Linked DNA regions of Mus musculus: region 2 is linked to region 1. Evidence: chromatin loops called from intact Hi-C (ENCODE). Cell type or tissue: heart. All regions are shown on one strand. Each heading gives the region's core, and the rest is flanking DNA. Links, peaks and the distances in the headings are about the cores only. Region 1 holds the start of Gm34337 (a long non-coding RNA gene). Region 2 holds the start of Gm46529 (a long non-coding RNA gene).

The links. Peaks named below come from ENCODE experiments on the same cell type or tissue, not always from the same donor. Only the 100,000 strongest peaks of a DNase experiment are listed, where the experiment ranks them.
Region 2: a loop joins it to region 1, with 2.4 times the contacts of the local background. A loop is called at or near these places in 3 of 42 quality-filtered maps.

The regions. Positions count from the first base shown.
Region 1 is chr15:85,309,470-85,325,796 of GRCm38, reverse strand. Gm34337 (a long non-coding RNA gene) reads left to right here and starts at 12,863. Exons shown (of 3, transcript XR_384301.4): 1 at 12,863-13,048; 2 at 13,160-13,318; 3 at 14,184-14,672. In heart, for the core only: a CTCF peak has its summit at 9,949 (motif pointing left); a DNase peak (open chromatin) is centred at 9,996; H3K27me3 peaks cover 4,012 bases.
Region 2 is chr15:85,715,397-85,731,723 of GRCm38, reverse strand. It overlaps Gm46529 (a long non-coding RNA gene), which reads right to left and starts at 7,874. Exons shown (of 3, transcript XR_001781735.2): 1 at 7,694-7,874; 2 at 4,859-4,956; 3 at 4,178-4,383. In heart, for the core only: no CTCF peak of the experiment used is centred there; DNase peaks (open chromatin) are centred at 6,683, 7,273 and 11,183; H3K27ac peaks cover 1,425 bases; H3K27me3 peaks cover 317 bases.

The DNA of each region.
Region 1 (16,327 bases), core at 5,594-13,593:
GGGAGGGAAGGACTCCGTTTTTCATTGAGAGACTGGTCACCAGGAGTTTGACAGTGCTGCAGTGAGTATATGGGCAACATAAATTAGACTCGATTTTTGTTGTTTTGTTTTATTTTGCTTTGTTTTCTTCCTCTTCTTCTCCTCCTCCTCCTTCTCCTTCTTTTCCTTCTTCCTCTTCCTCTTCTTCCTCTTCCTCCTCCTCCCCCCCTTCTTCCTCATCCTCTTTGTTTTTTGGGGGTGCATGGGTCACAGGGCTGTGGGGGGCGGACCTGGGAGAACTGGGAGGTGAGCGTACTCAGAGTTCAAAATGTAGAACTTCCAAATGATCAACAAAAATATTATGAAAAAATGTACACACACACATACACACACAGCATGTCATTAAACATCTAAAGAAAACAGAATCTCCTGGCTTTTTACTGGCCCTTGTAAAGACAGACTGAACCCCTGGCCAGGACCTCAAGTGTCTGTGTGGCCATCAGAACCATTATGATGAAACAGTGTTCATTTTGGGATGAAAGAACTTCCTCTGGGGTGCAGTGCCAGGAAGCTCTAGAACAAAAGCACGCAGCACAAGTCAGTGGTCCAGATTCATATCACCCACCATTGCTGGCATGTCCCTAAGTTCTTGTGACATATGACCACACAGGTAGAAATCCCTTAAGATCAGAAGAAGACAAAGAACACACTTGGGCTCCAGGATCCTTTGGAGCAGTATTTTATGACAGCTACTGTAAAAAAAAAAAAAAAAAAAAAAAAAAAGAACTCAAACAGGGTTGATTCAAATATGTGCCTTGGGTCTGGAAAGATGGGTTAGCAGTTAAGAGCATTTGCTGCCCTTCCAGAGGACTGGCGTGCAATTCCCAGCACCCACATCACAGCTCTCAACTGTCTATAATCCCAGTCCCAGGGAATGTAACATCTTCTGGCCTCTGGGGATCCCAGGAATACATGTGGTGCACACGTATAACTGCAGACGAAAGAAACACCCATACTCACCACACATAATATAAATACCAGAGAATTTAGTATCTTACCCTTCTGTAATTTAGAAGATTGAAATAAGTTTCACTGAACTAGAATCAAAGTGTTTACAAGGCTGATGCCTTCTGGGGTCTCTGTGAGAGAACACATGTCTATGCTTTTTTCAGATCAGGGCCCACTCACAACTGCTTGGCTCTTAGCTTCTTCTTGTAACTTCAGAGACAGAAAGGCAGGGCTAAAGATCTGCCTTCTCATACTGCTATCCTCCTGTTCTTCAGTTTCCATGGTTACATCTCCTTTTCTGACTTGAACACTCTCCTGCCTCCCACTTTTACTTAGGAAGACCCAGTGGTCAATTCTGTGTCCATCAGGGTCATTCAAGGACAGCTCCCATCTCAAGACCAGCTTGGGGAAGACCCTTGATTTTCCACCTGCAATCTGACATATTAAATCTGACATAGTCACAGATATAGAATCTAGAGTGAGGGACACTTGGGTGACATTATCTCACCTGCCACACTGGGCAGGTGAGTTTAAGTTGGGAATGGAATGTGCTATATCAAAGCCTCACTCTGGAACAATTTAGAAAGACAATGGCGCCGGGGGTGGGGGGTGGGGGGTGGGTGGCGCATGCCTTTAATCCCAGGTCTCCGGAGGCAGAGGCAGGCAGATTTCTGAGTTCGAGGCCAGCCTGGTCTACAAAGTGAGTTCCAGGACAGCCAGGACTACACAGAGAAACCCTGTCTCAAAAGACAAAAAACAAAAAACAACAACAACAACAAAAAAACCCCAAAAAACAAAAAAAGAAAAGAAAGAAAGACAATGGCGATGAGTTGAACTCTTCAGGGGAGTAGTAGTGATGAGTGCTCCTGATGAGTGCTCCTGACCACATTAGTGGAAAGAGAAGCATTCCAAGATTGGACCATAGATGGACTCAGGAGCAGTGGCAAGTGATCCAGTCAGAAGGTGGAAATAGAAGACACTGGAGGACGGAGGTCTGACTAGGAAGGAAGATACAAAGGAAGCTAAAAAATAATAAAAATAAAAAAGAGCACCAAGAAAAATATGGGGCCAAAAAGACCCTGAGCAGGTAAGAACACGTGCTGCTCTTGCTGAGCACTGGAGATTGGTTCCCAGCACCCACATGGTGGCTCATGACCATCTGTGATTCCACTTCTGGAAACAATGGCCCCTTCTGGACTCCATGGGCACCTTCAGTCGCATGAATAAACACATATACACATAATGTATATGAACATAAAACAAATCTTTTGAAAAGAGAGAAAGGATCCTGGTTCGTACTGTCAGAGAGTGTTCAACACAGGAGGGCTGGACACAGCCAAAGACAGCAGATCACTTTGGCCACTTGCCTTCCTTGTCAGCAAGTGACCTTCCTTTGATCTAGATAACTGTGGAGTTTGAGGAAACAGACTGAGAGAGAGCACTGAATATTCCTCAGTGGCCAAAGGACAGCGATAGTGTGAGGTCATCAGCGTGTTGGGGCCCAGGCAGGACTCCACTCCTGCCACATGACCACTGATTTTGTGAGACTACTATCAGTTCTCATGGTGTCTTCTCCTCTCTCCACATTCTCTCTCCCCCTCGTAGTCTCTGTCTCAGACCCCAAGCCTGGGAACTGAAACTCTGCCTATCTTCTTGCCCAGCTATAGGCGTAGGCATCTTTATTCACCAATCAGGGATAACTTTGAATGAGGTCACGTAGCATCACTTGGGTCTATGTGAGGATTTTCTCAAGCAGGGCCAGTATTCAGCATTGCGACATATAGCAACAGACCAAACCTCAACACTTTAATTCATCACCTAACCCTGAGAGCCTTGTTCCTCACTTGGTAAGAATGGCTGCTACAACATGGGCAAATGCATAGCCCTGGCATTGGTGGAAATGTCTCCTATTGAATTGGGGGGGGGGGGAGACAGGTAAGGGCAGAGTGCCCTGTTCCTGCTGAGGATCCTGTTGATGGCCTTATTGGGGCCACTCTGCTCCAAATTCTCAGTCTCTGGTCTCTGCTTCCCGTTGGTGGCGCTTACACCCTCTGCAGTTATTTAAGTGGTAATTGTTTACTGTCTGTCTGTCTTTCTGTCTTTTTTTAAAGATTTATTTATTTATTATATGTACATACACTGTGGCTGTCTTCAGAACCCAGAAGAGGGCATCAGATCCCATTACAGATGGTTGTGAGCCACCATGTGGTTGCTGGGATTTGAACTCAGGACCTCCAGAAGAGCAGTCAATGCTCTTAACCACTGAGCCATCTCTCCAGCCCACTGTCTGTCTTTCTAAAATGTAAGATGGTTGACACTTCTTCCATCTGATGACCATACATATAGTCTGAGATCTGACTGGGGTTACAAGATAAGAGTGAAGCTTAAAAACAAAAATCAAAAGAGATTCAGCACCAAGAAATAGATCAGGGCCTGGGAGATGCTAAGTAGTGAACACCCGGCGCCCTTGCAGAGCATGGTTAATCTCCACTGTCAACTTGACAAATTTAGAATCGCCATGTGTGCTGGCTAGTTTTCTGTCAACTTGACACGCAAGCTATAGCCATCTGCGAGGAGGGAATCTCAGTTAAGATAATGTCTCCATAAGATCAGGCTGTAGGCAGACAAGCCTGAAAGGCATTTTCATAATTAGCGGTTAGTGGGGGAGGGCACGGCTCATTATGGGTGGTGCCATAGAGGTGGTCCTGGATTCCATAAAAAAAATGTCGGGCTGAGGGCTGGAGAGATGGCTCAGAAGTTAAGGCTGCTCTTCTAGAGGTCCTGAGTTCAAGTCCCAGAAACCACATGGTAGCTCACAACCATCTGTAATGGGATCCGATGCCCTCTTCTGGTGTGTCTGAAGACAGTGACTGTGCTCATATACATAAATTAAATAAATAAATCTTTTTTTTAATGGAGAAGGAAAGAAAGGAAAGAAGGAAGGAAGGAAGGAAGGAAGGGAGGGAGGGAGGGAGGGAGGGAGGAAGGAAGGAAGGAAGGAAGGAAGGAAGGAAGGAAGGAAGGAAGGAAGGGAGAAATCTGGCTGAGCAAGCCATAAAAAGCAAGCCAGTAAGCAGCACTCTTCCATAGCCTCTGCCTCTGCATCTGCCTCTGGGCTCCTGCCTGCATGAGTTCCCGCCCTCACTGCTTCCGATGAGCCATTATATGGAACACTGAGTGAAATAAACCTCTTCTTCCCCAAGTTGCTTTTGGTTGGACTGTTTCATCTCAGCAATAGTGATCCCAACTAAGACCCCATAGAAACACACCTCTGGGTATCGCTGTGAGAATGTTTCCAGAGAGGTTTAGCTGTGAATGTTACTGGAGGTGGCCAGCAACATCCCATTGGCTAGACCCTTACACTGAATAAAAAGAGAGATGAGCAGAGTACCAGCATTCATTTCTCTCGAGTTCCTGACTGTGGATGTGACTGTGATGTGAGCAGCTGCTTCCTTCTCCCGCTGCCCTGCCTCTCCTGCCGTGGTAGACTGTGTCCCCTCAAACTATAACAGACACAAACCCTTCCTCCCCTAACTTGCCCCTTTTCAGCTGTTTTGTCCTATCAACGAGAAAAGTAACTAGTACCCTGCGATAGACGTGCCATCCAGCACAATGCCTGGCTCTGAAAGTCAAGAGCACACTTAGAGCACAATGCTTGGTAGGCATGGTGGCTCACATCTTTAATCCCAGGACTCAGAAGGCACAGGCAGGCAGACCTCTGAGTTCGAGGCCAGCCTGGTCTACAAATTGAATTCCAGGAAAGCCAGGGCGACACAGAGAAATTCTGTCTCGAAAAGCCAAAAACCAAAACCAACACACACCACAAACGATCTGTGGATGTCAGGCAAGTCCCTCCATTATCACAGAACCTCAGCCTCAGACATGTCATCTGCAAGATGGGGATGTGGGGTGTGTGTGTGTGTGTATGTATGTGTTTGTGTGTGTGTTTGTGTGTGTGTATGTATGTGTGTGTATGTGTGTGTGTGTGTTTGTGTGTGTGTATGTATGTGTGTGTATGTGTGTGTATATGTGTATATGTGTGTGTGTGTGTGATATGTGTGTGATGTGTGTGTGTGTGTGTGTGTGTGTGTGTGTGTGTGTGTGTGTGATGGGATACCTCATGGAGTGTGTCCATAGGATGTGCACTCCTAGGTAGAAACAGTCAGGGACTCTGTACCTGCCCAACCAGGATTCCCCCACCATGAACTAGAAGACAGAGCCACTTGGGAGGAGACGTTGCAGGTTAGAGAAAGATTCAGGGAGAGGATGCTGTGGAGCCAGCAGCCGACTCTGGGTATCATGTGTGTGGGCTGTCTCCCATGGGTGCATGGAGGCTGGCAAGGGGGTGAAGGAGACAGGTGCTGTGAAATCCCTGCCTCAGCCTGGGGAGCAAAACAGGAAGCACAAGGGCCAAGCAGTTGGGAGCACTGGCAAGAGAAGGCTGACACGATGCCCTGGTTGGAAGGTCCGGAGGAGGAGGCGGCAGCGGCGAGCCATAGGAGCCAATGCCATGGGAAAATCCAAGAAGCTGGGATCAGGATGAGGTCAAGGGACTGGCCAGCCGGAGGCGTGAGAGGCCTGGCAGGCTTGGAAGCTGTGGTCAGGGAGTGGGATCTCAGAGAAGAGTTGGAAATCTCTGGTGATGACAGGGCCAGGCAGCGGGCAGCCACAGTGCAGTGGAGGTGAAGGTCAGGCAGGGAGGTGTGGGAAGGGTGCACAGATCTGCAGCCCCCTCTGCAGGCCTTAGGGAGGGCAGGGTGACTCACAGATGGCTTCTCACCCTCCCTCTGTCCTTTGATGTCCTGCTGTCTTACTGATGAGTAAACCATGTTTTTCACTACAAGACCTTTCTCAAACACAACTTATTTTTATACTGGGCCCGTTCCTTTCTAACCTTCTCATTCATCTACTTCCCAATGCCCATTTTTCATTTTTTGTTTTTTGGGTTTTTTTTTTTTGTTGTTGTTGTTGTTGTTTTTCGAGACAGGGTTTCTCTGTGTAGCCCTGGCTGTCCTGGAACTCACTTTGTAGACCAGGCTGGCTTCGAACTCAGAAATCCGCCTGCCTCTACCGCCCGAGTGCTGAGATTAAAGGCGTGCGCCACCATGCCTGGCAGCCAATGGCCAATTTTTATGTCACTCACTCTTCTTTGCTGGCCTTGCTCCCACCATCTGGTCAATCATGAATTCTAGTGAATTATTTTGCCCATAACAGTATCTTCTTTCTCCTTCCCACCCACCTCCAGTGCCTATGCACACTGGTTCAGTGCTCACCACTGAACTGGCTCCAGCCTATGTCCACGCCATTCCTAAACATTCAAAGGGGAAATCTGCCTCCAGGAAGTGACATCACACACCTAACCAGAGAAGGTAAAGAAACATTTGATTGACAGAAGTCACCCGAACAGGCTGGCAGGACCCCTCAGAGCAAACAGAAGCACACAGTTCTGCAGTCACACACAAATGGTTTCCAGCCTGGCTCTGCCACTCATAGAGGGTAGGGTGGGGAGGGGTAGGGAGCCTGGGAAAGTCATATCTCTCAGCATCAATTAAGCAAAGAAAACAGTACCTAATGGGTCATTAGCAATACTGGTTGAAATTAGCCATTGTTACTATGCCTGGCATACAATACAGCAGATGCTATAGCCATTCTTATCTGTAAGAGATGTACCATGCCCCCCCCCAGCAAATGTTTGAGGCCACAATCAGTACCAACCCTCCATTCCATACTATCCTTCTATATGTGTGTGTCTATCTACATATATAATATACATGTACCTTTGATAAAGCTTATAATACGGTAAGGAATTACCAACAATAAAATTTTTTTAAAAAATCAAGTATGATGGCATGTGCCTGTAATACCAGTACTGAGGATGCGGAGGCAGGAGGATTGCCACAGTGTGAGTCCAGTGTATCTATGTAGTGAGTTCCACAATAACCAGAACTATGCAGCAAGGCCCTGCTTTGACAAAAAAAAAAAAAGAAAAAAAAAAAAAAAGAACAAATTACAACAATTTGCTATAATAAAATTATGTAATTATGAACTTTCTCACAAAATATGTTATTATACTATATCAATCTACATACAGTTGCTATGCTGTGAGATGATACAATGCCTATATCAGAAGACAGAGTGACAATGACTTAGGCATTAGCATGGTGCTGGACCATATCTACAGGCTACTCTAACAGGCATTGTGAAAGGGAAGGGGCTGCTAGGATAACAGAGAAGCCTTCTGAGGAACTAAGGGAAAGGTAACACATAGAGTGTGGATACATTGTATACCATACAGCACAGATACACTGTATACCATACAGCACAGATACACTGTATACCATACAGCACAGATACACTGTATACCATACAGCACAGATACACTGTATACCAGGATGATTCCCTTAGCAGGCTGCCCAGAGTTGAGTGGTAACAAGTCATCACGCTATTTGACATGTTGTGCAATTTAAAACTCAGTAATTGTTTGTTTCTGGAATTCTCCACTTAATACTTTCAGGCCCTTGACTTTGGGCCAATGAAACCTCAGAAGGCAACACTGAGCATCCCTGCTTGCTCTGCTCTAGTCAAATAGGTCCCCACCGAGCCTTCCCCACAGGGCAACAGGTGGGGGAGGAGGCTCTGAGCTGGAGCCAAACCAGTCTTGAGTTGTTCCTGGGACTCAGTTTCTCACTTGTCAAATGGTACTGACATCTGCTTTGCCTGCTACAAGGCTGTCGGGAGAAGAAATAAACTACTTCTTCCTCTTCTTCTTCTTCTTCTTCCTCTTCTTCTTCTTCTTCCTCTTCTTCTTCTTCTTCTTCTTCTTCTTCTTCTTCTTCTTCTTCTTCTTCTTCTTCTTCTTCTTCTGTTTTTCAAGACAGGGTTTCTCTCTATAGCCCTGGCTGTCCTGAAACTCACTTTGTAGACCAGGCTGGCCTCGAACTCAGAAATCCGCCTGCCTCTGCCTCCGGTGTGCTGGGATTAAAGGTGTGCGCCACCACCGTCCGGCAGAAATAAACTTCTTAAAAGGCTCCATGGATGAGGAGATTCACTCTTGGGGAAAGTTAATATACACCATCTCTTTCTCTTTCCCTACAATTTCCACGATAACCAGTGTGATTTCCTCTTTGTCTCCTTCTCCCTCCTCCCCTATCCTTCCTTATCTCTCTTTTCTCCATCCCTCCCTACTCCTTCTCCTTCTCTTCCCCCTCATCTTCCCCCTCCTCTTCCTCTCCTCTTTCCCCTCCTCTCCCTCCTCTCCCTCCTCCTCCTCTTCCTCCTCCTCCTCTTCCTCCTCCTCCTCTTCCTCCTCTTCCTCCTCTTCCTTCTCCTCCTCTTCCTCTTTCTTCTCCTCCTCTCCCTCCTCCTCTTCTCCTTCCTAAGACAGATTCTCATTATGCAGCCCAAGCAGTCTGGAACTTGGGGTCCCCTGCCTCTGGGATTACAGATATGCACCACCCTGTCTGTCTGTCCCAGCTTCTTACAACAAATATCCTGCCCACGTGGAACCTCCAAGCTGGGCTCGAGGAGCAAACTCTCCCTCAGAGGCTGCCTCACTCCTGCCATTCAGCCCATCCAAGTGGCTGAGCAGGGCCCCACCTTCAAGCACTGGCATCTTTGCCTGGAGCACTGCCCAATCCTGTGTCCCAGGCACATCCCTGACAGGCCCTGTCTGGCTTTAAGAGGTACAGATGGACAGTGGTCAGTGTCCCCCTCAGTGGGAGGGGGAGGGGCAGACACGTTCTGTGACGTGTTTGCCATGAGGCTAGTGTTTCATATGTTAGCCACTGTCATTACCACAGGTTTCCCCACCCCACTGCCACCAACTACATGGTCATCTCTGTCCTCTGCCACCTTAGGAGAGTGACATGACTCAGTGGCCTTGTCTAGACTCCCCCAAGGATGAACGCCAGCCCAGAATGACTATCCCCATCTTCGGGTGCTTTCCAACTTGGTTTTTCATTGTTTCTCTTTTCACACGCATAGCCAACACCACACAGACAGCACCCCAGATAAACAATGTTAAGTAATTGATGGGTTGCCCCTCCTCGTCCCCCCTTGAGACTTCTGGGAGAGATGTTTGTACATGACCCGGGATGAACGGAAGCAGACTGGATGGGGAGGGGATTGGAGTCCCCAGCTACTCCCCTAGAGCCAAGAGGCCTTTGCTCCACACTGGCGTCTCTTGTCTCTGCCTCCAAGCGACAGTGCACGCCTTGCCCTGCACCAGAGTGTCCTGTGTCTTTCCCCTGTGCCCCGACAAAGCCTGTGCCACGACAAAGCCTGTGCCACAGTGTAAATCGACACTGCCCCCCAGCCTCTCCAGGCAGCTCCTGCACCCAGTCTGACTTTATCATCTTGGGCATTACAACACCTTGTTTCTTTTATGGTCACAGCCACTCTAGTTTTGAATATTTTCTTATCTCTGTCATCTGTTTACTTTGCTCTGTTCAATGACATTTAGCCAAAACATTTTGCACTCTGCTGTCTTCAGGGAATACAGAGGTTGCAGAGACTCGGGGTGTCAACCTAGAAGGCATGACAGACCAAGGCAGGCAGGCAGAGGTGGTTGGCAGGTACCACACCTGGAGATCAGGAGCTGAGACACTTTTTTTTTCCCTGTGGCAGGGACACAAGGAGGCCACAAGAGCCCAGAGCAGCACCAGGCCTCCTCTTCTGTCTCAGAGGCTCAGAGTGGGTCCTTTCTAAGGAATGCTAGGTGTTTTCTACCTCGGAGGTAGCATCATTGTAAAGTGAACATGTTACAGGGAAAGGGGTCCCCCAAAGAAGGGAAAACCTGCTGGGGAGACCAAGCAGGGAAGACAGACAGAAGCATGACTGTCTGCAATGGAGAATTCCGAAATGTGCTGGAGGCAGCTCAAAATAAAAATAAAAATAAAAATAAACTACCAATCTGAAGAAAGCTACACACTGCCCGGAGCACAACAAGCAGCCATTGGAGGCCACAGAGTGCCACCTGGTGGCCATCAGGGGAAATGCTTTGTGTAGGTCTCTGGGTCCACGTCAAGTCCCAGACACTGGTTGGAAGTCTCTAGGGTCCATCGAGAAGTGGAGAGAGAGGGGGCGGGGAGGTGGAGGGGAGGGAGAAGGGGAGAGGAGGGGGAGGGGGAGAGGGAGAGGGAGAGGGAGTTCTGCCCCATAATTCTCTGTGGATTTTCTCCCTCTGCCAGCCCCCAGACCACCACCACACACACCCCTTTCTCTACTCCTAGCAGAGATTCACAGCCATCCGAAAGCCCAGCTCTCAGCTCCGGATTGTGCTGGCGGTAGTGCTCACAGAGAAAAGATTCTAGTTCGAGCTAACCACAAAAGTCTGGGCTAGGAATGTCTCCCTGCTCCTTCTCAAAGTCGGCTTCTCTTCTGTGGTATCCCGTTTGTTTTTGCGCCGACTTCTGTTTTTCATGCAGCCCCTAAGAAGGGCTTTCTCATTCCTTGGCAAACACGGCTAAGTGTCCCTGCCTCCTCATTCTTTAGGGTGGGATCTCTAAACCAGGCCAATTTTACCCTGGACAACCCTTGACAATGTCTGAAGAAGACCTTCTGGGCCGTCACACCTGGTGGAGGGAAGCCGCTGCTGACCCCTAGTGAGAAGAAGCAGGTGATTCAATGTCAAGGCCCACACACCAGCCGTGCCAAGGTCACCAGGGAGAATCCTAGCTGTCTCAGGAACCAGGACCCTTCTAGAAATCTGCTTCCTTAGTCTGTTATAGGACCACAGTACCATATCTGTCTACCTACAGCTCTGACTGCAGTTTTGACTCAGCAGCTACCTGGCTATCCTGGGCTTCTTACGGTCAATCCATCCTCCCTCGGTGTTTCTGGGCAAAGAACTTGGGTCCAGTTAAGAGACACACATCACACCGCAAAACCAGTATCATCCTTTACACGTACACATTTGTATTGAGCGGATTTGATTTTAAACGATGATTATTATATAACGTTCCCCCCCAGCTATCCCTTTTAACAAAGAAACGGTAAAGGCTTGCTAAAGCCCCGAGTAGCAGGCAGAACAAAGAGAAAAATACTCTTGTCAAGTCAAATATGAAAGGCCTAGCGCCCCTAATTATATCTTGGAAGGGATGCTTTGTCCTGGTGACACTCGGGCTGGCTTTGGGCCAGCTCAGGTTTCCCCCTTGAAGATTTTTAGGAAGTTTCATGATATGGAGACATTGTTGAAAAAAAACCCAACTGCTTAACTTCTGCTGAGCAATCTGCTGCAGAGATCAAACCGGCTCCTGCCACTTAGGCGGCTGAGAGCACCACTGGTTATCTCTGGCAAAACGAGCTTGCAATTTTAACCCCGGGCTGCTCAGAGAAGTCAGGCCACTCTGCCTGCTTTCCACCGGCTTTTTGTGTGTGATGTTTCCAAAGGGTCCCCAAGGAAGCTTGCTTCAGAGGTATGGACTGATTCCTGATAGCCGTCGTTCTGCATTCACATTGATTATTAAAGGAGTGAAAAATATTGTTTTTTTTCTTTTGTTACAAAGAAAGTGGTAAGAAAGGCAGCTCCCTCCCTCCCTCTTTCTATCTCTCCCTTATTCCCCCCTCTCTTCCTTCCCTCCTGCCACCTCTCTCTCTTCTGTCTGTGTGTGTCTGTCTGTCTGTCTGTCTGTCTCTTTCTCTCTCAGACAGAACCTTGCACCATACACTCTGCCACCAAGCTATATCCCCACCCCCAATTCAGTTCCAGACACAAAACTCTGAAGCAGCCCATGGGTTACTCTTGTCCTGTTGTAATTTCAAAATTTTAGTTTTTTATTTTGCTTTGTTTTGTAAGACAGGGTCTTACACAGCCCAGGTGGGCCTTGAAATCCCTTCGCAGTAGAGAGCAGCCCTGCCCTCCTGATCTTTCTATCTCTACCTTTCAAGTGCTGGGATAATAGTGTGCAGTATCACACCTTGGTCTCTACAGTGATGGGCTGGGGCCCAGAGTTCCCCACAGGCAGTAAAAGAGCTCCATCCACAGGCAAAGCATTTGACAACTTCAAAAGTTAATGGAAGTCATCTGACTGTCGCACAACACCCCAAGCCCCCGTGCCTCGTTCATTTGCTAAGGAAACGTTTGTATGTGGGGTCAAGGCGGTGGAGTCGACTGCCTGTTTCTGTGCAAAGTGTTCATTCCTGGGAAAGGAGTGTCTGGTGACTAGGAGTATATTATAAATCACATTTCTACTGAGACTGACAAAGCCCAAGCAAGAACCCTTGCCTTAGGGAACCTGTTCCGTGTGTCAGTTAGAATTCAGTCCCGCTAAAATGGGAACGAGCCCGTTCATGTCATGGGAGGCCTGGTTCCAGAGGGAAGGAAGGGCCTTCTCAGGAACCATCCGGGCAGACTCTGGGGTGACGCTGGGCAGTATGCAGACACCTCGAGATGGCCCCTGACCCTTTGTCATGCAGCCATTCCGTGTCTTTCTCAGGCCTGATGTGGAGATGCAGGGCTGCCATTGTGGCTCAGATTCACAACCAGGCTTGGCATCCGTTCCTTCGGGGAACAGGATTTTGGAATCATTGCACATGAGACAGAGAAGGAGCAGGGGCCAAGCTCAACCCCTGACCTCCACAATCCCGAGCCGTGCACTGAGTCCAGACAGGCTGTCTACTTGGGCACGAGTGAGTTTTCATTCTGCACCCTAGGACTCGATGATCCTGAAATGTCTACAGTTTTGAGAAGGTTCCTGCTGCAGTTCGCTGAAGGGCTAAGGAAGCAGCAGCTAGAAAGGAGACTATAAGTCTTAAAAATGTCATACTTTGGACCTAGGCCCCAAAATGCTGTGGTCCCTCTTTGCTGAGTCACGTGATCTCTACCCCAAGCCAAAAGGGAGCCCAGCCCTCTAGCCCTGTCCTTGTTAGGGCCCCAGTGACTGCTGGGCTATGTAGCTACCATGAAACGGTCGCCCTGACCCTTGACCAAATGCTTCGGCTCTCATCCGAAGGCCACAGCATCAGAAACCTTCACACCAAGTATGCTGGGTCCCACCCTGGACCTTTCCAGTTGTAGTCTCTGGGAGATGAGGCTAGCTTCTGCATCCAGCTGTTTTCCCAGGTGACCTGAGGAACACAGGGCAAGCAGCAGGAGGAGGGACTTCCTGAAAGTGTCTCCCTCTCCTGTAGCACCTTCCAGCAAGTAAGGAATGGGCTTTGTCACCCCACACAGGTTTCCTTCCTTCCCTGATGGCTACATGCTGGGCAAGCATCAACCTGACAACCCCCATCTCAGCAAGCTCACCCTGAGAGGGAACACAGTGGTTTCAATAATTCGTCCTGCTTGACAGACTGAGGGGAACACTGGATGGAGCCTAGAAGCCTTCCTCATGTGAGTGAGTTTCTATGGAGGCCCAGAAGACGTGCATCTGGAAGGGGGGCCAAAAACAAAAAGGTGGATGGGTGAATTGCCAACAGTTTCACTGGCTTCTGCTCTGCTTGATGTTGTGACACTAGTCATGGGTGCGACACTTTCAAGCAGCCGGGCAGGTAGGTGATAAGACCACGTGTAGAGGAGGAAGCCAGGGAACAGTGAAGTGAAGCAACCAGCTCAGGCCATACAGCAAGACAGACAGAGCTCCAGGTAGTTTTGACCAGCCCTCTTCATTACTCCAACTTGCTCCTCACTGGAGAAAAACCTAGGTGCCGTGATCATGGGTATGTTTTGGGTTTCATGGAAGAAGGCAGGTATGAGAAATGAGGCGTGTGAGGGTAGGGTGGTCTGGATCCAAGAGAGCCAGATGGAAGGGGAGGAGGTCCAACTGACCCAATGCTTGCTTCTCCATCACTGCCTATCTCTGCTGTGATCACCAGAGAAGAAAATGCCAACGCCTTGCAGCCTCCTGGTCTGGAATAACAGAAAGCTGGATACTTCTGGCTGTCACAACAGTTGGCTTCTGGGGAAGGGCCAGTCTCATCCCACATTGTCTGGGGACATGCAGAGATTCATGGTGGCTGGCAGCCCTTAAAGCCATCTTGATGCCCTAACGGCACCTGAAGCTGGCACCTCTCACTAGCTCCTCATAGGCCTCCTACACTGTTGCTATGACTCTAATCACGGGGAAAGACTCCTTTGAAACAGACATGCTCGTGGGCCGGCCCACGGGGCTTGCCTCCTATTCAAGCCTGTTTGTCGAACGTGAAGGAGTTTTATGTTTAATTCAAACTGTTTCTAATGCATTTTCTGTCCTCTACAGAAACCACAGCCGTCAATTAAAAAATGAAAAAAAAAAAAAAAAAAAAAAAAGCAAGCAAGAAAACCTGTGAAGCACACTTCTCTGGCCTGACTTACCATTTTCTTTGATCCATTAAAGATCCAAAAGCAAGCCCTTCTTCATCTCTGGAGTGCGAGGCAAGGAGGGAATAATTATCCATAAAGTGGTCTTCCAAGTGTTTGTTTTGTGATGAAAGAAAACTTTTGAGAGCCTGGAAGAAAGACAGAATATGTGAGTCTCTCCAGACGCCATCAGTAATAATATTAATGAATTAATGATTTACCCGAGTCTTATATGTCTATTTGCTTTGCTGCTCATAAGCATACATCGTTTCCATAGTAACCTTGACATCAGACCAAACTCCATCGCTCTGGGAACCAAAGGGCAGCTCTCAAGGAAAAGCATACAGTCTCGCTTGCTCTTTTCAGTGTTTGCCAATGGGAAAATGATAAATTGATATGTTCTAAAGGAGCCGTTTGTCTTTTTTCCCTTCCTTCCCATTACCACTGAGGCGTGACATTTGAAACGCCTACTGTATCAACATCTAATTCCTTCGCCTTCCTTCTCAATGTGCCTTTAGTCTTAGCCAAACACCACCATTCTCGCCGATGCTTTCATTTATTTATATATGTGTGTTTGCACACGCGCACACACCATCAGCTTCTTACCAACAAACAAAAATGTTGACTTATTTCCTTATCTGCTTTAAAAACTCCAGTAATCCCATTGCTCATGAACAGGGCTGTGTACTGCAGCCTTCATAAACGCTCTGACTGCTGGGTAATGATGATGGAAACCTCTGGATACACTGAGTTTTAAAAGGTCAAATATTCACAAAAGCTTAAATGTCAGTGAGTTTAAATTTCCTTACTACAAACACTTATAGAAGAATCTGGCCAGACAGAATCATATAGATATTTAGGAAAAGAATAAATACAGACGAAGACTCAGACCCAGCACGCATCCTTTCCTTGAGTTGCTGTAGGTTGTGAAAATATTCTTGTAGGCTGGAGAGATTGCCCAGTGGTTAAAAGCACTTTTCTGCTTTTGGAGAGGACCTAGGTTCAGTTCCAGCACCTGCATGGCTGCTCACAGTTGTCTGTAACTCCACTTCCAAGAGAGCAAGTGCTCTCTTGTGGCTCCTGTGGGTACCAAGCATACACATGGTATATGATTGGTACCCATGAAGACTAGAAGAGAGCATAGGATCTCCTGGAGCTAGTTACAAATGGTTGCAAGCTGTAAACTGAACCCAGGCCTTCTATAAGAGCAGTAATTGCTCTTATTCTCTGAGCCGCCTCTTCAAGCCCCAGAAGCAATCTTTCTTTGCAACAGGACTCCCCTTCTGCCTCTTCATTCCTTCTGCTCCCTCTTTCTTGATGTTCCTTGAGCCTTGGAGCAGGGTGGGGACACAGATGACTTATTTAGGGCCAAGCACTCTGCTTCACCTCTTTTCTCAGGACTACAATCTGTTATGAATCTCTCCATTAACCACGGCCTGCTGCAAAAACTAGCAGTGCTAGTCTGTAGCTATAAACGTGAATACTTAGAAGGCGGTTGGACCACATGTCCACTTAACAAAATAACAGTAGAGAGTTCCCCCCTAGGGCCTGTGATCTTCCCAGCTGCCAGGACTCATCCAGGTTTATAGTACCAGACATGTTCCTTCCTGTAGAGGGGACTTCAAATCCAATCAGACGGCAGTTGGCTACCCCCACTACATACACGCAACCATTTCACCAATAGTTACACTTAGCCAGGCCAGTCATTATCGTAGCTTGAAGGGCTGTAGCTGGGTAAGACTGATGATTCTTCTTTCAGTTCAGCTCCAGCCGGATTCTTCCATGTCCTGCTATCCTTTAAAGGACACAGCGACTTCAGCAGCAGAAACCAATATAGCTGGCTGGAGAGGGACAGTGTATGAGCAACTTGGCTGTCCATGCCTCAGATAACTTAACCAGACCTCCTGGCCACACAAGTAGATAAAGAAGCCACAGACTCCTAGGGCTGACCCCTGCCTGGGCTTCTGTGTCTTCTGGGAAAGACTATGCAGTCCAGGTGGCTTAGGCAGGGATGAGAATGCTAGAGACGACGGAAGAAACGCAATGCTCCTGGCTTAGCTGCTT
Region 2 (16,327 bases), core at 3,538-11,537, 410 kb before region 1:
GGCCAGCCTGGTCTACAAAGTGAGTTCCAGGACAGCCAGAGCTGCACAGAGAAACCCTGTCTCAAAAAACCAAAAAACCAAAAAAAAAAAAAAAAAAAAAAAGAAAGAAATCCTCAATTCCCAAAGGATGTTTATTCTGTCCTAGACCAGAGATAGGACCATGAGCTTCATGGCTTTGAGCAAGGGTCAGGATCGTAGAGATAAGGCCTGATGTGTCAGTTACCAGTTCATGCCAGATGTGGTAGCTCACGCCTTGGACCCCAACATTTGGTAGGAAAAGGAAGTTGGATCTCTGTGAGTTTGAGGCTAGCCTGGTCCACAAGCAAGTTCCAGGGCAGCCATGGCCTTCGACATGACAAAGAGACCCAGCCAGCTTCAGAACAAACAAACGAAAAGTGCTTTGTCTGTTTGCAAGAACCTGTGGTCAAGTTCAATCTGAAAACACTAAATGGAAAGAAATATTTCACACATTTTCAAGTAACGTTTATTGCAGCGTATTATTTCAGTTATTCTAGTTGATGGCTAATCTCTTATTGTGTGCCTGCTATGTAAATTAAACACTATTCTGGGTCTGAATGAATAGGAAAAACCCAATCCCTCTAGGTTCTGGTACTGAGTTTCAGCATCTCCTTGGGGCTTGAAAGTACATATTACCACCTCTGTCCCCTCAGTGCAGAGTCTAGCTCTGATCATTAGTCACTCTGTAACTTTGGTATTGGACTTAACTCCTACAGGAGTCTTCCCATCTAGATAGCAGGGCTGTTGTGGCTTTCCCAGGATCCCTGTGGGAGAATGAAGAAGGTGCTTGTATGACCCCTTTGAAAGACAGGTCATATTGTGATGACCACTAGCCTGAGAGTTGTGCCAAGAGGTACCTCCCCTCCTCTAGAAAGCTGCTGCTTCTTCTTCTTCTTCTTCTTCTTCTTCTTCTTCTTCTTCTTCTTCTTCTTCTTCTTCTTCTTCTTCTTCTTCTTCTTCTTCTTCCTCCTCTTCTTCTTCTTCCTCCTCTTCTTCCTCTTCTTCCTCTTCTTCCTCTTCTTCCTCTTCTTCCTCTTCTTCCTCTTCTTCCTCTTCTTCTTCTTCTTGTTTTTTGAGACAGGGTTTCTCTGTGTAGCCCTGGCTGTCCTGGAACTCACTCTGTAGACCAGGCTGGCCTCGAACTCAGATATCCACCTGCCTCTGCCTCCCAAGTGCTGGGATTAAAGGCGTGCGCCACCACTGCCCTCTAGAAAGCTTCTTGGCTTCCATCTCGTGGCTGAAGCTGGTCTCCATTCCAGGCCCTCCTTCCACATAGTTAGCTCAGCCTCCCTGCCCCCCCCCCAATCTGGCAGCTTCTGGTTGCCCTATTCTGGCTACCATTCAGCATAGCTCTCCCTCCTGCAGACGCTATAGCTGCATGCCTCCTCCCACTCCTCTCCCCTCCACTCTCTTCCTCTTTACAGAGGAGTCTCTCTTGTCCAGAGCAGCCTGCAGGCCCCAGGCTCCATAGCACTCTGCAGAAGGGTCTTCTGGCCCTGTAGCACATCTGCAGAGCTCAGGAAGAGCTGCCTTTGAAGATAAGACCAGCTGGGTGGCCTTGGGTTTTAACCAAAATGTGGAATTGCACTATGCCCACACCTGGTTCCCTAGAAGGGGATGGGTCATGTTCAACGAAGCTTTTGTCTTTTTCTTTTTCTCCTCAGCAAACTGGAGGGAAAAGATGTATTGAAGAGTTTCAGCTTTTATTGTTGTTTTAAAGAAATATGACTTTTCCCCTCTGAGTATCTTTTATAAAATGTTATTGTTGTAAATCCCCCTTTGTTTTGCTTTGGTTTGGTTTTGTGAGGCTGAGTTTCTCTGTGTAGAGCTACACAGGGTTGTCCTGAAACTTGCTCTCTAGACCAGACTAACCTCAAATTCAAAGATCCACCTGCCCCTGACTCCTGAATGATGGGATTAAAGGTATGCACCTTCACCACCAGGCTGGAAATACCCTTTCTTAATGAAAATTCCCTATCTAACACGCTGGTGTTATCAGGAAGGGATGCGTTTGCTCTGACTTGGCCTCACCGAGAGCTAACAACCCCATGATGAGTCTCCAAGTGGGTTAAATCCCAGGCCCCTGCTGCCGCCTGCCACCTCTGGCCTGAATGGCCGGTTTACTAATCCACACTAGGTAAGCTGCAAAGACTTCTTGACATGGTTCTGGCCTTTGCGTGCCCAGCCCTCTCCCCCGCCTTTATTTGTGATATTTATTTTTCAAGTCAACACACTGGTTTATGTTGAGACTTGCACCGTGAAATACAAGATTCTATGCGAGGGCTTGATTCTGATCTTCCAGGAGGCCAAGGAGCAGGGTGTGGGCGGCACAGCCCGCAGGAGTTTTGCACACACATGGAGCTGTGGCACAAGACACTGGGCACCCTCCCAGTGCTCAGATTGGAGAGGCATGTTTCCCTCTGTTTGCGAGCCTCAGGAAGGATCCTAAGAGGGGCAGCTGGACCTAGAGAAGGAAACTTCGTTCCTCATGGTGTGAGAAGCATTCCATGTCCCTGGAAAATGCCTGGGGCAGTGAGGGACATGGGGCCAGCCTTTCCCCAACCATGGGAAAGACAGATTTGCTCTAAGTAAAAAGTGGTTACCTGGCTGGAGAACGGCCTGGGACCTGGAGCCCCCATCTCCACATTCCCTGGGAGGAAGTGCCAGAATGAACTGGCGTCTCTGTCAAGTATTAGCGCTAAGTTTTACTTCTAAAACTACTCTAAACCTACGTGGCGGTGCTAAGAAGACCACCAAGGGCTGAGCTGCTGCTTTCAGAGAGTGATTTCCATCTTCCTGCCCAGCAACCACAGTGCTGACAGGCAGCAAGCTGGGCTCTGGGTTCTACCCAGTTGCTGAACCACATGTTGATACTCCCTCATTATCTTGGGCTATGCTGTTCTAGGCTGGCCATGCACTGTCTAGCCTAATTACTGTCCCTGGCACTTGCCACCATAGACCCCTGATACCTTGGGGAAAACTCAGCCTATTCATTCCTGGGTCATTTCCTGGCTCCTTCTCTCATCAGATAGGGAAGAGCTTGCCTTCACTAGCTGTGTGGCCTTGGCACCCAGGAGGCTCCCACAGAAGACCGACTTTCGGTTTTTCTTGCTGATGGAGGGTGCCGGCCACATGCTCTCATACCTGGAAGCAAGACCCAGCTCTGTAGCCTCACAGACCAGAGGTATGGCTACAGAAATCATCCTGCTAGGACACAGAGAGTCTTGGAATGTAGGCAAAGGGGCTGGGGCTTAATCTTACAAGCAATGGGGAGCCAAGAGAGATGCCAGGCAACCACAGACTCAAACACCAGGACTTACCTATCTGCTTGTCCTAACCTGTCCCAGGCCCAGGAGAAGGAGCAGAGGTCAGTACGCAGAGAAGGCACACTCAAGGAATATTGGAACTATGCTACTGAGCTGGACAGAGCTGAGCGTGGTCTCAACCCCAAGACAGAGGTGTGAGCAGTTACAGAAGGTTCTCCTAACTGACACAGAAAAGCAGCTATCTTGTCAAGGGTTGCTGGGGGGGCGGGGCAGGGGTTGAAATTAACAGAAGGCAGGCAGGTCCAAGTGCTAAAATTCATCCACGAGTGTGCTGCTGCCTACAGAAGTGACTTAAATGACCTTTGGGGGTTTGAATTCCAAGCTCATTAGCCCTTCCCAGGCCGGTCCGGGAAAGTGCAAGCGAAATTAGAAAGAAAACAACGATGGAAAACCAGGTAGTTTGTTCAGAGCGGGGACTTTGCTTCGCCCTATATATAGAAGTGATTCCTGAATAGATCTGTTTCCGTGTAGTGTGTGTGTGTGTGTCCCTGTGGGTATGGCTGCAAGTATATGTGGGCAAGCCAGAGGACAACCCTGGGTATTGTACGTCAGGGATTATCCATTTTTTCCTGTTGAGACAGAGTCTCCCTCTAGTCTAGAACTTGTCAAGCAGGCCAGGCTGCACAGCTGGCCAGTGAGTTCCAGGAATCCCCCTGTCTCTACCTCCCCAGCACTGGGATTCTAAGGTGCATTACCATGCCTGGCCTGGGTGGGTTGTGGGGCTTGAACTCAGCCCTCATGCTTACAGGGCTTCATTGACTGACCTATTGCTCTATACTTGCTTACACTTATAAAAGCGTATTTTACATTTTCAAATATTATGGTGTGTGTGCGTGTGTGTGTGTGTGTGGTGGGGTTTATACACCATGGCACACATGTGAAGAGCAGAGGGAAACTTGTGTTAGTTGGAACACGTGGGCTCCAAGCGTCAAGGGTCAAGGTCAGGTGCAAGCCGCCTTACCTGCTGAGCCATCTCTCCAGCTCCTCGCTTGTACTTCACTTAATAAGAGCAAATCTGTTTCTCCCTGTCTGCCATACACTGCGGAGGAAAAGCACAATGATATAACAAGCGTGTGTTAGAAAGTCTGGACAGGGGCTGGAGAGATGGCTCAGCGGCTAAGAGACTGCTCTTCCGAAGGTCCTGAGTTCAAATCCCAGCAACCACATGGTGGCTCACAACCATCCATAACAAGATCTGACACCCTCTTCTGGTGCGTCTGAGGACAACTACAATGTATACTACACATTAGTCACCTGCCTGCAGCTGCCTACCCACCTAGCACTCCCTGGACAAGACAGTCCTCTGCAGGATTTTTGAAAAAAGCTTAGTTTTTTTTATTTTATTTTATTTTATTTTACTTCTATTTTTATTATTTCATTTTTGGTTTTTTGAGACAGGGTTTCTCTGTATAGCCCTGGCTGTCCTGGAACTCACTTTGTAGACCAACAGACACCATGATCGTGGCAACTCTTATACAGGAAAACATATACAGCCCCAATTGGGGCTGACTTACAGTTCAGAAGTATGGTCCATTATTGACACAGTGTGAAGCATGGCAGCATGCAGGCAGACATGGAGCTGGAGGGGTAGCTGAGAGCCCTACATCTGGATCTGTAGGCAGCAGGAAAAGAGAGTGACACTGGGCTTGGCTTGAGCATCTGAAACCTCAAAGCCCACAGCCCAGTGACACCCTTCCTCCAGGAAGGGCACACACTTTCAATAATGCCACTCCCTGAGTCTATGGGTGGGTGGGGGGCATTTTCATCCAAACCTTCACAGAAGCTGAGATATACCATGTGCTGGGCCTAAGTGTGGTCATCTCTCTATCACGGTTAAGATATGGTCTCTGATAAGTGTCTGGAAGCCGATGCTCAATCAGCTGCTCTTGGGTTGAGACCGAGTCTTGCTCTACAGGCCTGGCTGACTCTTGTCCCAGCTTCCCATGCACTGCTATGGGCATACACCGCTATGCCTGGCTTCTGTCTGGTGGTTCTTCCTCGAGGTACCTTGGGTGTAGTTTTGGGTGTGTACTTCCCAGCACTCCTCTGTGCTTTTGAGCCAGTCTTTGCTGGGGTTCCATGAGACTGAATGAAGCTCCTTCTAAGAATGATTTCTGTTTGCTTGCACAGCTACCACCCCAGGTCATTTGAAACCAAATCTATGTCTTGAACTCCGCTGGGCCACCCAGAGATAAAACTCAGGCTGCCAAGCCTTCCAGGCCACAGACTTTATGATTGAGTGTCTATTTTTTTCCTTTCCTTTTTCTTCCTTTGGGTGCTAAGGAAGTCTTCTTTCTAGGTTGCTAGAGGAAGTTGAGCTGAGAGCCAGGTTTCCTTGCTCCACTTTTACCTGAAAGTGAGGCATTGGACGCCTGCTGGTGGAGGGGCACCTCCTAACCTGACCTCTGTCTGCTCACGGACTCTCCACTCTACTGCCAAAGCCTGGCTTTCTCCAGCCTCGCCCGATGCCTCAAAGCAGAGGGCTCTGACATCCTCTGGGTCTTTCTCCTCGATGGGACCTGGGTTCCTCTTCATCCTGCCATCTTTTCCTGGCTTTCAACAGAATTTTGAAGACTGTTTCATTCACAGTGTACACCTTCTCACTTCCCAGAGCAGGAGTAGATGAGGAACCTGGCTTGCTGCATGCTGTTACAGCACACGCACCTGGATGTTTAATCTTAGTGTGTGTGTGTGTGTGTGTGTGTGTGTGTGTGGTGTGGTGTGTGTGAATGTGTATGCACACATATACATGCAGATGTGCATACATTCATGGTGACCCTTCTTTTCCCACACCCCACCCCACCAGCCCTGGGGTTACAGTCTTAAGCAGCCACACCCAACTTCTGTCTGGATGTTGAGAGTTCCAAATTCAAGCCTCATGCTAGCCATCCCACAGTCTCTGGAGCCCTTATTTAAGTTGAGAACATCACTGACTCCATGTGCCGGCTACTAGGCAACTGGAGATGGAAATGCACTCGTACCAGTGGGCCATGACTTCCCTCGTACAGGAAGGTCATCACCAGGCAGAGATTTCGACTACAGTGCTGAAGGTTGTCACCATCCCAGAGCTAACCCTCCAGCTTCACTGCCCAGAGTGGCAACCGATGAAAACTCAAGGTGCTGTAAGAAGGCTCTGGGAGAGCCTTCTGCAGCTGCTCCTCCACCTGCTCCCAGCAGTGGGAGTTGAGGTAGAGAGGCTGAAAGTGTGGCCCTGCTCATGAGTCCCCATGCTCCCTCCTGGGCTCTGTGACCTTGGCCTCCAGGCAGTCTGTCCCCAGCTGTAAGACGAGAGGCCAGGCTGGCTGATCAAGAACGCCCCTGCCAGTGCCCCTGCCAGTTTGGGATTCTGCGTAGTATCTGGAGGTGTGACTGTGACAGGTCCCAGAGGGAGAGTGCCAAGGAGGCGTGCCCTGACTGGGGGAAAGGAGGCAACCACATGACCTTCCAGACAGAACCTTGTAGAGAATTATGTTCAGTGTCTCATGCTCTGTGCTTTCCCCAGGCCTAGAATTAGCCCAGAGCCCACGGCCCTGGGGAATTGACTTGTTTCAGTGAATCCAGCAAGGCCAGACCTGGCCAGCTGAAGGTCACCACCCAAGCCCATCCTGGGGCAGGGACAATCTCTTTGTGCTCCTACCCTGTGCATGGCTGGTCACCCCAGTTCCTCCCGGCCACTGTCCCATGCTCTTGCTTTGATCTGAACAGCGGCAGATCCTGCTGGGAGCAGGAAGGGAGAAGGGCGAGGGGAGCTTGCTCTGGCACATTGACAAAGAGCAAGATTCAAAGCCTGACTCCCGTGCATGCTGGGCTTCTCAGTCCGGGATGGGGGATGCTCAGTCCCCAGGCTGAGAGACATGAAGGCCAGAGCTGCACCTCTTTGCCTGGTCACCCCTGCCTTCTTTGGGAGGAAGCCCAACACGTTGGCCAGCTAGGACAGACCTCTTCAAGGTCCCCAAGAACCCTCTAAACTGGGTGAGCCCCATGGGGGTTTTCTCAGAGTCTGGAAGAGCTCCAGGCTCCAGGAGGGAGGCCCATCTGCCTGGGCTAGGCTCTCTCTCCTTTAATCCACTTGTTCTAAAGCTGAAAGCTAACTCTAGGGTGACTTTGGCTTGTGGCTTTACCTCCTTGGGACTTGTTTTATTTCTGGCCCCGTAGAGGGGCTTCAGGAAGGCAGAGGTGATGGGTAAGCATGGAGAGTTTCCCTCCACCCTGTGACCCTTTCTGCTCATGCCCCACCTGACTGATGCCATAGGCTGTCAGGCTCTCACATAGCCCCTTCCCTCTCCATACCCCTGTGCTGTGGCAGCCTGCAGTCCTGAGCAGAGTCCTGTGACCCAGCCTTGTCTCACCTCTCTCCAGGCACTGGACTTGAGTTGCTCACTTTTGGACTTCTCCCTGCTCACTTTTCCTTCTGCAGGGCATCTCGGGTGCTCACTTTTGCTTTTCCTTTAATGGCTCACATCTCGGGCATTAACTCCTCCAAGAAGGCCTCCTTGATCTCCCCTCCCAATGTTGATGTACTGTGGTGTCTGCGTCTTAGCTGTCTTTCTCACTGGACTAGGAACTCCTTGGGAATTAGAATTTCATCTGAGATTAATGATTAAAAACAAATAAAATGAACCAGTCGGTGGTGGCACACTCCTTTAATCCCAGCACTCCAGAGGCAGAGGCAGATGGATTTCTTTTGAGTTTGACTCCCCCCCTGGTCTACAGAGCTAGTTCCAGGACAGCCAGGGCTATGCAGAGAAACACTGCCTCAATAACAATAATTGCTATTATTATTATTATTATTATTATTATTATTATTATTATTATTATTATTATTATTATTATTACATTGTGATGCCCATGGATGCTAGAATAGGTAGGTGAAAATTTAATCCAATATTTACGGTCTCAAAGTATCTGCTCTCAAGGACCAAGGACACATAGTAACAAATTGTAGCAAAACAGAGACTACAAAAGGAAACAGCAACTTTGAAGAGCATCCAGCTGACTCCACACTTCTCCAGGGGATTCTGGCTTGGGGCACACGGATAAGAACACAAATTCCTGTGGCCCTCCTGCTAGGGAGGAGGGAGCTTGGATCTTATCATGGCAGACATCCTATCAAATCAGTGGGTTGTGTTCCTCAAGGTCACCGGTGGCTGGGAATAACCACACATGTGAGCAGATAAAAAAGAAAAGTATGTGTGTACATGTATGTGTGAGCATGTATTCCTGCCTTTATGTGAACATCCGGGCTTGTCTGTGAGCGCCTGTCTAAGTGGACACATCTGTGCATGCTTGTGTTTGAACATGTGCACACACTTACGCTTTTTATTTGCTCGCTCATCATTGGGAGCACTGGAGTCAGCTGGGAGCGGCAGCTGTCCAGAGCTTAGACCAGTGACCCACTGTCTCCTCATATCCAGGAAGGCCTCAAGACCTTGAACTCTACAAAGCCAAGGTCAGCAGGGGCAGCAGCTTTGGACTATGTAGACAGCAGCTTTGATGGCGGCCTTCCCTGGTGCCTATTTGCCAATTTCTCCCGCTCCACAGCAAGCCATGTCTTCCTATTGAAGGTCACCCCAAAAGGCAGCTGAGAGATCCCTGTAGTTGCCTTCTCTCCCAGCTGGTGCCCCAGTAAATGGTAGGGGCACAGCCTGCCCTAGACCTTCTATTTAAGGCTCCACAGAAATTTGAAAAGCTGTCCATTTCTCCAGCCTTTGCTTCATGAAGGGAACAAAGATAGAATTGTAACAGCTTACAGGAAAGGGCCACAAAGAATTTATTTCTTCCTTTCCTGATTTGAACCTGTGGGGGCTGCCTGGGAATTCAGACATAGCTTCTAAAAGTGGGGCAGGCAGTATACAGAGCACTCTGGGGTGTCTAGTTTGCCCTACATTGTTCACACTTGGCCCTGGAGCAATCTTAACCTCTCCCTTCCCCACATCAGGATCTCCAGCCCTCCTACTCTGGGATCCATACTGGTGCTCCTGGCATCTGCAATCCTCTACTGTCACTCTCCCTCTCTTCTTCTGTGTCCTTCCATCCTTAAGAACAAGCTCCCTTCGGCTGTATCCCACTGAGGCTGACACCCGGAAGTGCTTACCTCTGCTGTCCAAACCACTCCAGCGCCCTTGTTACCTCTTCTGTGAGGGGGCAAGAGGGTGCTGCACCCACGGGACAGGCCACTGAGCTTTGCATGTAGATCTCCGAAGTAGCTACCTAGCAAGGCTCTGTGCCCCATCTTTTCAGCCCCTGGATGGTGCCCCCCTCTGCTGAGGGACATAGAGTCCTGTGCCCCAGATGTAGCTTATGCTACCGGTTCCAGTGTTTGGGAGGAGAATTATTGTTCATACTCGCAGAGAGATTTCATCTCTCCAGCAGCCATGGTCTTAGATTCTAGAAGACTCTACCTCTTGATTTAAAAAGAGAGGACTGGCTTCAGTAAGGGCTGGCACCAAGACAACCGGGAGCCAGGTTTGGCCCCTGGGTTGAGGGACTGAGGGGCAAAAGGACTCCATATCTGGCATACTTATAGTCATGGACCCTGAAGTCCCTTAAGTGCTCTCCAGGTGGCAGTGATGGGGACAGAGAAGAACTGTGGAGCAGGGACACATCTGGGGCACAGGACTCTATGCCCCTCAGCAGAGGGGGGCACCATCCAGGGGCTGAAAAGATGGGGCACAGAGCCAAGGACTTCAGGTCCAGGGCAGAGTATGAAGCTAGGCAAGGGCCCATGGAGGAGATTTAACCACAGGGGCCATTCTGTAGATGTTCACAGGATTCACAAAGCCAGAGGCAGGGGCAGGGGGAGGAAGGGAGAGACAGAGACAGAGACAGAGAGAGACAGAAAGGAGAGAGAAAGGGAGAGTGAGAGGAAGAGAGAAAGAGAAAGGGAGAGAGAGAATTGAAAGGATGTGGCCAGGAGGTCTTGGGTTTTAGACAGTTGAGATAAAGGTTGTAGGGGAGGGGTTCAGAGTCCTGAGGTTGATAGACAGGTGGTCCTACATCTCAGGCAGGGATCACGTCTAGCAAAAGTGATGCCAGGAGGGTAATGCCTGGCTCAAACCAGATGAGAACTGGAATAGAGAGAACTCAGCCCTATGTTCAGGACTGGTAAGAACAAACACCTTTAATCTCCATGCTGGTTCTAAGGCATGGTACAATAATCTCTGTTCTGAAGATGAAAATCTGAGACTCAGAGGCCAATGAGTTAGGATAGGGACTGGACTCTCCCTGTGTCCTGGCTAAGATGGAGCAGAGACAGCAGAGGGGTAGACAGGGAACAGGTAAACAGGGAGACAGAGAAGTCCTGGTTAGGCAAAAGTCTTGGCCTTGAGCCTTAAAGTAACCTCTAGGATTTTCACCCTGAACAGAGGGTGAGAACAGAGATCTGGGGTGAAGAGACTTGCAGGGTCCAACTATGGGAAAAGGTACAGGGGCAGAAGCCAAGCTGGTGCTCACAGAGGCCCCAGGGACCCTCTTTGGCATTAGGGCTCATGTGACCTGGACTCATGTGACCATACTGCCTATGGGGCAGGGAGCCTGAACTGATTGCTAAGTGAGAATCATGCCTTCCCAATGACCAAGCAATTGGACAATTGGCTAGCTCCCCGCAGCTGCCCTGTAAGACCAGCTGCAATACAAAGAGCAAAGACAGGAGGTGGCTCGAAACATGCTGGCCACTTGTCCCTTGACCCACAGCCACCTTGGACAGCTGCCAGAAATCTGTGAAGCCCCAGTCTCTCGGTGATTCCAGATTCCACCAGATGCCCCCAGCCTAGGGGCTGGTGTATCACGGGACTGGATCACTCAAGGGTGAGAAGAAAGCAGAGCCCGTTCATCCCCATCCAGAATGCTACAGGGGAAAGAGCTCAACCTAGGAGCTGAAGACCTGGCTGCCAGCCTTGGTTGCCTGGCCATGGTATGACCTTGGACTGGTCTTTGGACTCTTGGGGCCATGTCACACAGACAGAGGGAGGAGGCCCTTCCACCCTAGTGGCTCCCGGGACACCCATGCTTATCACGCCATGCTCCCTGCTATTGCTTACATCCAGCATCCCCAGAGAACCAAGGGGAAGTGTTAGCCAGTGCTGCAAGGCTGAGGGCCAGCATCTAGCCCTAGGATGCTTACATCCATGGCTGGGCCAGGATAATGTTGTGTAGCCCAGTATGGCTTTCTACTCCTAAGGCTTCCACATGCCGAAGCCCCCTCCCAGATGTGGCAAACAGATGGGTGGTATCATGGCGCTCACTGCCTAGAAGGCAGGGCACATAGATAGGCTTAATGGCCATCTCAGCAGAATCTGGCCAGAAGGTTTCATAGAACACTGGATCCCTGCACAGGGTTCCATAGGTATCCCGATGACCAAAAAACCAGCATGAGGACACGCAATCGTACTGCCTACTGGGGCCTGGGGTCTGTTTCCTGCTGCCAGTCCTGCAGATCAGGACTAACACAGGCAAATGTAGATGCTGGCCATGAGCTGGGAGTCCATATTAAACATAGTTCTCTGTCCCTGCAGTCAGATCTACTGGTAGACCCTACCCTGACATCAGGATATCAAGGCTCTATTCTAACCCTCACTCCTGACCCCAACACAAGACCCTGACAAATGTTCCCAAGAGCCCTTGGCCTAGCCACAGCTTGTAAATGAAGGGGTACTAGGAAAAAAGGGCCCTGCAGAGCCCAGCCAGCCCCTGCGTACTCCAGGCACATGACTCCCTGTGCCTGTTTCCCCAGATCGGCTCCACAGACAGTATAGACAGGATCCACAGTCAATATAAACAGGATCCACAGTATCATGTTTACTAAGTCACTTCCAGGCCCAGTACACTGCAGGACCCTGGCCTCAGCCATATTCACAGGATCCCATCAGTGGGGGTGGATGGGTTAACTGATGCCAGGTCATGCTGACCCAAGGGTAACAAAGTCCTTGATGTGCTCTGAAGACTGGAAACTGGCACCAGTTCCAGAGGAGGGGGCTTGGGGCCAAGGTGACAAGCTCTATGGAGCTTTGGTGTGCCTGCAGTATTGGCTCTTCACAGCAGCCCGCACCTCAGAAGGAGGCCCACTGGACTTCCTAACTCAAGAGCTGCTCATATATATCACATACCCTGCTCTGAGAGCAGGGCCTCTGAGAAGATATGTTATCTGTATGCAAATTTGTGGCGTGGAGCTTCTGCAATGGCCTGGCACTGGTCCTCCTCAGAAGGGAGGGGATGGTTCCTCCTCGGAGTTTATGACCCTGAATCTCCACAGGTGTGTAGCCCTGATTGCAAACAGCACGTGGAACTTGGCCACTGAGAACCTGCTCGTATCCCCTGTCCCACCGCACCAACTTGAGCTTGCCACCCGGAAAGCCAGTGGGGACTCCAAGGGGAGGAAGTACCCATGGAACACAGCCACCCAGGTCCATGGTCAGTATCTCTGCCTGAGCAGAGGGGTAGGGATGGGTAATAACACTCCAGAGTGGTCCCACATGGCCACCTAAAAATAGCAGGTCATTACCAGAAGGTTAAGCAGTTGGGGGTCCAGCTACCGATACCTGTCTTGAGCCCAGTCCCATTCACATCTAGGTTCCAACAGGGGATAGATAGCTTGACTAAGGCCGGTTTTCAAGATGCCGCCCAGGGCTGTTAGGGAGAAGGATGAAGGATGGAGGCCAGAGAGAAAGGATCGCATCCCAGTGGGTGGGCGAGGGTGGTGGTGGTCAAAATGTCTCCCATCAAGAAGAGGGACAAGCGGAGGGAGGAGTCTGTTAGAAGGAAGAGCGGGGTGTGGGGAGGTGAGAGAAGCTGATGATCAATCGTGCCAGAGCACCCTGAGGAAGGCTTAGTCAGGGAAGCATGAGATGTGGCCAAGGCCTGGCGGGACAGGGGACAGAGCAGCCTCAATCCCTCTATCCATCCCGTGTGTCCTTGTTACCCATCTATACAGGAGTGTGAGGTATACAGTGTCTCTGCCCTCCCTCAGACCTTTGCTACTTCTGTGCCCACTGTCCCCTTCACAAGACATGCCTCTCTTCTTCTCCACGAACTCCTATTCATCCTTTAGAGCCTAGGCTAAGATTTACCTCACTTGCCTGGGCTCGCTGAGTCTCAGCTCTATGCTAAGTGGGTGCTAGGGGATAGGAGTAGGGAAGATGGCGTTAAAGAGGAGCTCCAACCAGGCCCTATTGCAGGCACCTCCTCCACAGCATGAGTCTCCTTGGCTCTTGCCACCTATGTCCTTGTGATTCTCACTGCCCAAACAGGACTCCTCTGAGACTGCATGGCACATGACACACTGGATCCACTCAGAAGGTGGCAAAGGGAGCTCTGGAACAGAGAGGGACACTCAGTGCCAGGTTCTGGCCTCTCTGGGGTGGTGGCCAGTGCATATGGTTGCACTCTCACCCTGCGGGTTACAGACAGGTCTCCTGTCTGTGACTGGCTCCCCTCTGTCCCAGTAACTCCCAAGCCTCCTAGTGGCAGGACTTGTGGGCATCTGGGTAGAAGAGCTGGGGCAGAGAGGAGGAGAGAGATGGAGTCTGGGAGGCTCCCTGGAGATGAGAAGTCACTCAGGGCAGGTGGCGGCAAAGCCAGGGTTTATGTAATACACAGCCACAAGTGCTTTTTTTTTAAAGATATATTTATTTATTTATTATATGTAAGTACACTGTAGCTGACTTCAGACACACCAGAAGAGGGCGGCAGACCTCATTATGGGTGGTTGTGAGCCACCATGTGGTTGCTGAGATTTGAACTCAGGACCTTCGGAAGAGCAGTCGGCGCTCTTAACCACTGAGCCATCTCGCCAACCCCACAAGTGCTTTTGATGGGTGCCTTGCAGGCTGTAGACCTTAGGAAGGTCTGGCCTCCTTTACAATGCATCCCCTGCCACCCCACAGCACCCCAACATTCTCATCCTTAAGCTGGGAGTTAACATCAGGATGTGGAAACAGATGCAATATCGGAGAGCTCCCAGACAGCCAGGCGATTCGTGTTCACAAAGGCTGAGAGTGGAGGCCGGGAAAAGCTGACCAGAGGAGGGCCTGGTGTGAGCTGAGACTATACACTTGTGGTCCCCTGTGGCAGGGAAGGCTGGAGGGAGAGTGTCACACTGGCACCAGGAGTGAGCACACCAGTGATAGGAGAGGTTGAGCTTTGGCACGAACAGGCCAGCAGGTTCCCCTCAGTGGGACATGGGCCAGTCAGGTTACACAAGGTGCCAGGATTTCCTCCTATCTGTGTCACAAGGCTGTCCCTGAATTGCCTCCCTTCCCTACCACAACATCTTTGCCGGTCCAGAGCTTTGGAGCCTCCCTTGGGGCCTAGTGACCCTCTCGGAGATCACTGTCCCTGATCACTGGCTTCTCTGTCTTGATATCCTCATCTGGGAAGCGCAGGTGAGAGCCAACCTCTACCTCTGTACTGGGGCCACCTCCCACCCACCACCATAGTGGGTGTCAACCTTCCTAATGCTGCAACCCTTAATACAGTAGTTAGTTCTTCATGCTGTGGTGACCCCCAACCATAAAATTATCATCGTGGACTATCTTATTATCTTACCTGTAACTTTGCTACTGTCATGAATCATAATGTAAAGATCTGTCTTTTCCAGTGGTCCCGTGAAAGGGTCGTTCAGCCCCCAAAGGGGTCATGACCCAGAGGTTGAGAACCACTGCATTGCTGAGACCAGTGGTCCGCAGGGTCCCCCCACCTTTCTCTTACTGTTTCACCTCCTGCTGAGTGTGACCTTGAGTCACATGACCTGTAGACAGCCTAAACCTGGTAGCACCCTCCACTTTGCGTGACAGCCCTCCTGGGGACATCCCTCTCAGTAGGGGCTGGTACATGGAAGAGTAAGGGAGAAGATAGGGATGGTTGGAGAGGTTAAACAGGCTTTCTTTGGGGCAATGGCTAGTTCTCTCAAACTAGGGAAGAGTAGGGATGTCTGTTTATGGATGGGGAAACTCAGAAAGGCAGAACACTGTGGTGAGCTGGGGTGGAGTTCTGACTCCCGTGACCCTGCAGAAGTGATGTGGAGGCAGGGGTTCATGTGGGTTGGAAGAGGACGCCACACCTGGAGACCTCACAGGAACCATTAGGTCTCCCCATCTACAGAGAGGAGGCGGCTAAGGACAGCACCCAAACTGCCTGCCTTTTACTATGGGCCTATTAGCGAGTGCAGGGCGCCACCTGGTGGACAGGACAAAAACTGCCTAGATTGGAGTGGCAAATTAAAAAGGTTACCAGTATGTGCCGGTTAGGTTTTTGACAACGTGTCACAGTCATCTGGGAAGAAGGAACCTCAATTAAGAAAATACCTCCATCAGACTGGCCTATAGGCAATTCTTTAGAGCATTTTTTAAAAATTAACGATTAATGTAGGAGGTCCCAGCCCACGACTAATAATGCCACTCCTAGACATTGGAAACGTGGGCTAAGCAAACCGTGGAGAGCAAACCAGTAGGCAGCAATCCTTCACGACCTATGCTTCAGCTCCTGCCTCCAGGTTTCTGACCTGGCCTCCCTGTTATCTGGAAGTATAAGATGAAAGAAACTCTTCCCTCCCCAAGTTGATTTTGATCATGGTTTTGACCACAGCAATAAATAGAAAGCAAGCCAAGCCTGTGCCTTTTTGTTACAGCCTGCAGAAGGTCTGGGAGCTCTCCGACCCCACCTAGGCTCACGATGTAACTCCCCCACCCCCAGCTTCTGCTTGGCTGAGTGTCCAGGCTACAGTGTCTTGGGGATAAAAGAGGCCACTGGCTCAGCCTTACAAGGCCCACAGGCCCCTGTCTCTGTCTCTCATAGTCTTTCTCCCAGTTCTGACCAAACTACAGCTGAGAAAACCCACTATTCCCAGAACACTTAGCAAAGCCAATCAGGACCAGGGACAGATGGGCTACACCTGGGCCTCACACTCGGAAGCCAGACTTCTACATCCCCCAAAGTCCCAGGTACAGGGAGACAGGGCAGCACTGATGATCAAGGGGCCTTGCCTGAAT